Regions from separate parts of the Homo sapiens genome. Here region 2 is linked to region 1. Evidence: chromatin contacts called from ENCODE Hi-C or POLR2A ChIA-PET data. All regions are on one chromosome and are shown on one strand. The core of a region is the stretch at or near the end of the contact, and the rest is flanking DNA. Distances in the headings are between cores, read along the strand shown.

Region 1 (3,560 bases), core at 702-3,201:
CTAGTGGGCTCTGGAAGATCCAGGCTTGGCCCCCTTCCTCCTTCCATACAGAGCTGAGGCAGCCAGCCGAGTCTCTGCCTGCAGAGACAGGTGCTGCTCAAGTCTAACCATGGAAACAGCAGGAAGAAAGGCCCTGAGGCAGCAAAGAGCCATGGATGTGACTCTTGGTCCAACCTGGTCCTGAGGCCAAAGCAACATGTTGGGCCCACCTGCTTCAGGCACTCAGGGTAGACTGAAGCTGAGGAGGGGCTGGGGGAGCTCTGAGGAGAGGGCAGGGAGGCAGCCCAGAGGGGTCCCGGTGGGAAGATCCTAAAAACCCAGGTAGTGATATCAAAGTCCTTGGTCCACAGGGCCTCCCTTAGACTGGGTCCGCGTTCTTCCTCCAGGGGTAGTGCCCAGGGTGGGGCAGAGCAAGGCCTCTGTGTGTCTGTGCCTGGGGGAGGGCAGCTGTGGGCCAGATCTGGGCCTGGGGCTTTGCTTACAAGGCAGAGCCCACAGGGCAGAGTTGGGGCAAACCAACTTCCTTTACCAACCTAGGACTGGGCACAGGCCTGTGGAGACGGTGTTGGTTAAATGGCAACACCTACACTCTGCTGACTCCCAGACCACTCACTACTTTTGGTCTAGCTGCCTCCTGGCCATCATCTCCCCTGCAAGTGACCCGTTCCTCCTGCACCCCATGTCCCTGGGACCTTGTGCTGCTGGTTCTAGTACTCCTCCACCCTCCTGCCACTGTGGGCCACCTTCTAGACCTGCAGTCTCCCCATCCAATCCTTTCCCTTACTATGGCCAGAGTGACTTTTGTTGTTGTTGTTGTTGCTTTTGAGACACACAAAAAACCTTAGTGCAGCCTCAAACTCCTGCAGCCTTAAACCCCTGGGTTTAAGCAATCCTCCCACCTGGTCTTCCCGAAGGGCTGGGATTACAGGTGCACAGCACCATGCTCGGCCCAACAGGGTGACTTTCTAGGGTGTCGTGTTCACAAGTCCAATCCTTTGGAGTTCCCCTGCTGCCTTCAGAGACCACCCGCAACCCCAGCATGAAATCTGGAGCCCTTTGGATGTGACCCTGCTGGCCTCTCAGCTTCATCTTCATTTCCTTGCTATTCATTCATTCATTTACTCATTTAGAGATGATGTCTCACTATGTTGCCCAGGCTGGTCTCAAACTCCTGTGCTCAAGTGGTCCTCCTGCCTTAGCCTCCCCAGTAGCTGGGCCTATAGGTGCATGCCACCGTGCCTGGCTATTTCCTTGCTATCATGAGTGCATCTCAGACATGCTTTTCTTTCTTCCCAGAATGTTCTCCTTCCCTCCCAGCCCCCAGTTCAAATTTTTCTTTCAGGATTCCCCTTCCTTCGCCTGCCAGGCTGGGTAGAGGCCTCCTCTGTCCCTGAGCTCCCCTTTTGTATCTGCCTCCTCCATTTTAAGTCAAGGAACTCTTGGAAGAGGCCAGGATGGGAATAGATTATTTCCTGGGATCAGGCCTGGCACAGAGAATGACTCAGGAAATGTTTATTAAGTGGTTAAATTCTCTTATTCAGGCTGGATGCGGTGGCTCACGCCTGTAATCCCAGCACTTTAGGAGGCCAAGGAGGGCAGATCACCTGAGGTCAAGAGTTCAAGACCAACCTGAGCAACATAGTGAAACCTTGTCTCTACTAAAAATACAAAATTAGTTGGGCATGGTGGCACATGCCTGTAATCCCAGCTACTTGGGAGGCTGAGGCAGGAGAATCACGGAACCCAGGAGGAGGAGGTTGCAGTGAGCTGAGAATGCGCCATTGCACTCTAGCCTGGGCAACGAGAGTGAAACTCCATCTCAACAACAACAAAATTCTCTTATTCAAGGACTCAGCCAGTCTAACGGTCTAAGAGCCTTGGGCTCCAACATTCTTCGATACTCAGCCTTCTACTCTGCCCCAGCCCTCATGCCCTGGCTCCCAGCAGCCACCAGGGGTCACCAGCTGCCTAGTCTACTGAGGCCATTCCCGTTTCCAGGGACACATGGCTGGGGAGACCGACACTCCTGTAGCCACCGTGACTGAGCCCTTAGGAGGTGCCAGGCCCTGCCCTGCACCCTTTCTGCAGCATTATTTGTTCCTCCCAACTACATTGCCATGTAGCTACCATGTTTCCCAGGTGAGAAAACTGAGCTCAGAGAAGCCCTGCAGCTGGACTGTGGCTGCATTACACATACTCTTTTTAAAGCAACGTGTTCAGACTCGCAGTTAGGCAGGGCTGCGGGGCATGCCCCCTCCCCCAGGGTGTGTGTGCCCCCTGCCTGCTACCACGGGGGTAGAGGTGTGATGCTAGCCTTGTGTCTAACCTGACTCCCTCCCTACATCTTCACCCTTTTCTATTCTGGGTCCTGAGCCTGGACGGTTAGTATCCCTTGAAGTGAGGGACATGCAGGGACACAGGAGTGAGGGAACTTGAATCTTGGGAGGCCAGCTGCGCCATTGCGTTTCTCCCTCATTTCACAGGGTTGTAGTGGAGACTGCTTAGAGAGCCCAGAGGAGGTGCTCAGGAAATGGTCTGACTGATCTCTGGGACAGTGAGCCCTTCTCTCCCCCAAAACCTTCCCTTCTACTTTATGGGCGTCAATCTTACCACACACGCTGCTGCCATCGGGTGGAGTTGCCTCTCTCAGGGAGCACATGTTCACCTTAACTTGCTTGGAGGTCCCCCTCCCAGTAGGAGGGGGTGCTTCCTGGAGGAACAAGTCTGTAAGGCCAGAAACAGGCCAAGGAGTTCCCGGGAATGAGGTAGGCAGGAGGAAGAGGAGCTCACAGACTGAGCAGAGGAGTTCAGAGGGGCATGTCAGCGGGAAGGCTGTTCCTCCCTCCAGCCTCTTCAGTCCCGTTCAGCAGAGAGGTGAAAATAGATGTTGACAGCTCCTCCAGGCTCTCAGCAGTCACTGCCCAGGTTTTCAGAACTCTGGTGCTCAGGGGCTGCCTGCCTGAATTCGGGTGCCTAGGTCAAATCTGGAGTGGCCCGCACTCATGGGTATAAAAACTGAGACCCAGAGATGGGGCAGCTCCTTCGGGTCACAGAGCAGAGCTGGGATAAGAACCCAGACCTCTGATTCCTGCTTTTCTAAAAACTGGATTCAGATTCTGCAAAGGGGCTGGCCAGGGCTTCTGGAGGCCTAGTTCTAGGTTCTCCAGTTCTGTCTTCCTGGGAGATCTTGGGCAGGTCACAGTGACTTCCAGGCGCTCATATCCCCACCTGTGAAACTTCCTGCCCCAAGCCTCCCCAAAAGTGACATGGCTCTTCTGCAGAGCTGTTCTGTAGGCATGAGGACCATGGCCTCTGCCTGCCCTGCCCAATCTCAGGCCTTAGTGAGCCTGAGACCCCAGGGAGGGAGAAATGACAGATGCCCCTATCCTGTGCTCCTACTGCCCCTTGGTCATCTCTCAGTCCCTGGCTTCAGTCTGCTGTTGCGCTGAGTGTCTCCCACCAGATGCAAGCCCCTCAGTGACAAGGCTCCAGAGACCTGAACACTACCTGGGGCAGCACATTTGCTGAATTGAATAGAGGTGGTTTCTGGAGAGATCTGA
Region 2 (3,560 bases), core at 298-2,797, 220 kb after region 1:
ATCAAGTTTTTAAAAATGTTTTTACCTACTAATATCTATTAAAATTTTAAATATAGATAGACTTCGCTTACAAGGAAGCCATTTTCAGAACTGCTAAAATAAAAGCACAAGTATAACAAGATAAATAAGTACATTTATTGTAGTATGTGTATTTGTTTGTTTATTGATTGATTGATTAAGACAGGGATTTCACCATGTTGCCCAGGCTGGTCTTGAACTCCTGGCCAAAAACGATCCTCCTACCTCTGCCTCCCAAAATCTTGAGATTACAATCGTAAGCTACCATGCCCAGTCACAGTATTGCTTTAAACAACTTAAATCAATAGGATGTAGATCAAAATATGTGGATGTTAAATAATTTATATCCACAATACGAACTATGATGCTGTCAATAAAATGAGGTCTTTCTGTATTCACTTTGGGAAAATATCAATGATATTTTTATCAATGATAAAAAATACTATTAAATATAAAAGACAAGATGCAGAATAAATGTGAATATAATTCTACTTTTTTATAAAGGAAAAACTACATATTAAATGAGTACACATAAAAGGAAAAGATTTATACCAAACATGACTGTAAATTTGAAAAAAAAAGGCAAATATTTCATGTACCACCCATATTATTTGAATTGTTAAAACTACCATTTTTTTTTTAATTAAAGAAAAAGATTCTTATGAAACAGGATGTCAAAATATCTGGTAGAAGCTACATACCTAAATGATAGGGAAGAAAAGTGGTCAGCTTCACTGTTTTTACTGCATCTTATTCAAGGTTATAAGAAAAAAATATGATCCCCTATAATACTCAAAAGCATGATTTGTACTTGGGATTATATTTTGAAAAAATTAACTGAGAGAAAAACAGAGCACAAGCAATTCTATCCTTTGTTTTGGATTCACATCCCCAGATAGAACAAAAAATACTGGTCATTGACAGTACCTAGCCACTGCCAAGGATAATGCAAAAAGAAATCCTGAAATAAAGTATTAACCTATCAAATAACATAAAACACATCTAAAAACTGTTCCATGATTTCTAACGGCAAATATTTATGCTCTTTCTTTCAGAAATGGGATTAGAACCCCCTTCTCTTTTCCTTTCATTTGGCATCAATGTGACCCCAACAAGTACTTTCTAGGTCTAGGACTATCAAAATGCTATAAAATGTATTGACTTTTTTATAATGTGCAAAGCACTGTATCCCTCAGAATTTACTCAGTAAATATTTGCTAATGACTGTATATACAAATGATGGTGAGCTAATGACTTTGTTATCTCATTTAAGCTTAGCAACAACTGTGAGTTATTTATTAATCCCAATATGCAGAGGGGGAAATGGCTTAAGTAATTTATGTAGAGTGATTATGTTAACAAATGGTGGAGCCATAATTAGAACTCTAATGGTCTTATTCTATATTGTTTCTTTAAGTAGTACATACTGTGAAAACATGAGTTATTTCTAAAAAGGCAGGAAGTTAAAAAAAAAATACAGGAGGAACAAGAAAACAGAACAGAAAGTAATAGAAAAACTTGACAATGTTAGCATATCAAACTGCAAAAAGTAAAAATCTGACCCAAAGCATTTGAGGCATAGCTAGAGCAGCAGGATATTTCTGTATATCCTGTTTAGCCAACTGTAGTTCCTTTCTTCAGCGGCATCCCTCAGCTCATGCCATGTACCGACACACATATGGGACCCAAAAGTTACCTCTGATCTCCCTTAAGCCAAGGTTCATGATAGTCTAGTACTGGCTTGTTATTTACAGGTACTAGGCATTTCAGAGATAATTCCTGCAAAACAGAATGGCTTGGTTAGCTGTGTATGGACCAGCTATTGCTGAATCAATACTCTGTAACAACTCAAAAAGTGGAAATGGATTAAAACAATAAATGCTAACTTCTGCTCATGAATCTGCAGGTTGGCTAGAGCATCTCTGCTTCAGGTTGCAGGGTCAAGTTCAGGTATCCTTCACATATCTTTCATTCTGGGACCCCATCTGAAGTAGTTACCTGGGGCAAGTTCTTCTTACAGTAAGTGCCGGAAGTACGAAAAAGCTGGAAATAACTTGCCATGCCTCTTAAAGCCTCATTTTAGAAATGGCTTTACAGTCAATTCCATCTCCATTCTACTAGTCCAAGCAAGCCGTATGACCAAGTCTAAAATCAGTAAGACAGGGATGTATGTATAGTTCACCTCAAGAGAAAGGGTGGGGAATGAATATTTGCTGAGCAATAATTCAATCTACCATAAACTCTAAGAAAAATTCCCAGAACAATTTCACTTGGATTCAATAACGACCACACAAACATAGCAAGATGTTGATCGAGTAACTCATTGCTATCAAATTCTCACATGACAAAGAGCTATGAAGAACAGTAAATATTTAAATAACAGAATCAAGATGCTAAAACTTCTCAACATACTGACACAGTGGAATAAACCTAATACAATAGAATCTCAAAGGAGTAAAAAGTCCTGCCATGGGTTCAGCGTAGGATGGTGAAGATCTGATTTAATAGCAAGATATGTAAAAAGACGTAGTGGTTTTTGAGTTTGAGCTCATTAAGAACCTTTAATGTGATATCACTGTTTAAAAAATAATGCCACTTAGCACATATTTAAAGTAATAATAACACAGTTGAGTGCCCAGTATATATGAAGTACATAGTAAAACTTTAAGGAAAAAATTAAAACATGACAGAAACTGTCTCATACCCACAACAATATTAAATTTGGTTCTGATTTCTGTATCAATGGCTTAAGAATAATGACAAGAAACAAGATAGGTAAAAGGTTTAAAACAGTTTCATAGGACGTTCAAGTGTGAACTAAATAAACTACAAATTTTTATGATTGGAAAGACTGGGAATGGGATGTAGACTACTAGAAAGAGATAAGAAGTATAAAAATTGTTTTTATCACACTCTGGGGACTGTGGTGGGGTCGGGGGAGGGGGGAGGGATAGCATTGGGAGATATACCTAATGCTAGATGACACGTTAGTGGGTGCAGCGCACCAGCATGGCACATGTATACATATGTAACTAACCTGCACAATGTGCACATGTACCCTAAAACTTAGAGTATAATAAAAAAAAAAAAAAAAAGAAAAAGGGGGAAAGAGAGACACCTGAAGAGTTGGATAATTCTTTTATACTATGTAAGGCATATTTTAAAGGGCTACCATTTTTAGAGGGTACGTTCTTACCAACTTTTTAAGGAGAGGATAAAATTTTGTGAAATCAATATTATGGTTATTAAAAGCACAAAAGGACCATAAAAAAAAAATTGTTTTCAAATTCCTAAAAGTCTATCATGTGTACAAGGAAGGTTTCTTAAAAAAGTTTTGCTCAAGATAAATAGAAACTAACTATAAGCTGAATGCTTTGAGAGAGAGTGAAATACTGTCACTGAATGAATTCAGGTAGAAGTTGCCAGGCCTCTCTATATAAGAAGTCAGTAAACTTTTCTGTAAAAGGCCAGAGAGTAAATATTTTTGGCTCTGCAGGCCATAAGATCTCCAGGGCAACTACCCTAATATACTATTGTAGTGA

The links. Hi-C counts contacts between places; a loop is a spot of excess contacts on that map. ChIA-PET counts read pairs that join two places held with the same protein, here RNA polymerase II (POLR2A). Pooled maps may share reads with other maps.
Region 2: a pooled map shows a loop between it and region 1 (2.4-fold over the local background). The contact joins two enhancer-like sites. A Hi-C loop is called at or near these places in 1 of 50 pooled maps. POLR2A ChIA-PET finds 5 or more read pairs at or near these places in 2 of 52 experiments (CD4-positive, alpha-beta memory T cell and Panc1).

What each region holds. Positions count from the first base shown.
Region 1 is chr11:72,829,685-72,833,244 of GRCh38, forward strand. It overlaps a transcript of ATG16L2 not described here. Among named protein-coding and RNA genes, the nearest start is that of ATG16L2, 17 kb to the left of the region's middle. Within about 2 kb of position 1,952, at least 13 of the 41 ENCODE cell types and tissues checked have a DNase peak (open chromatin) inside an H3K27ac peak, as active enhancers do.
Region 2 is chr11:73,046,589-73,050,148 of GRCh38, forward strand. All of the region lies in intron 3 of FCHSD2 (FCH and double SH3 domains 2), which reads right to left. Among named protein-coding and RNA genes, the nearest start is that of FCHSD2, 94 kb to the right of the region's middle. Within about 2 kb of position 1,548, at least 3 of the 41 ENCODE cell types and tissues checked have a DNase peak (open chromatin) inside an H3K27ac peak, as active enhancers do.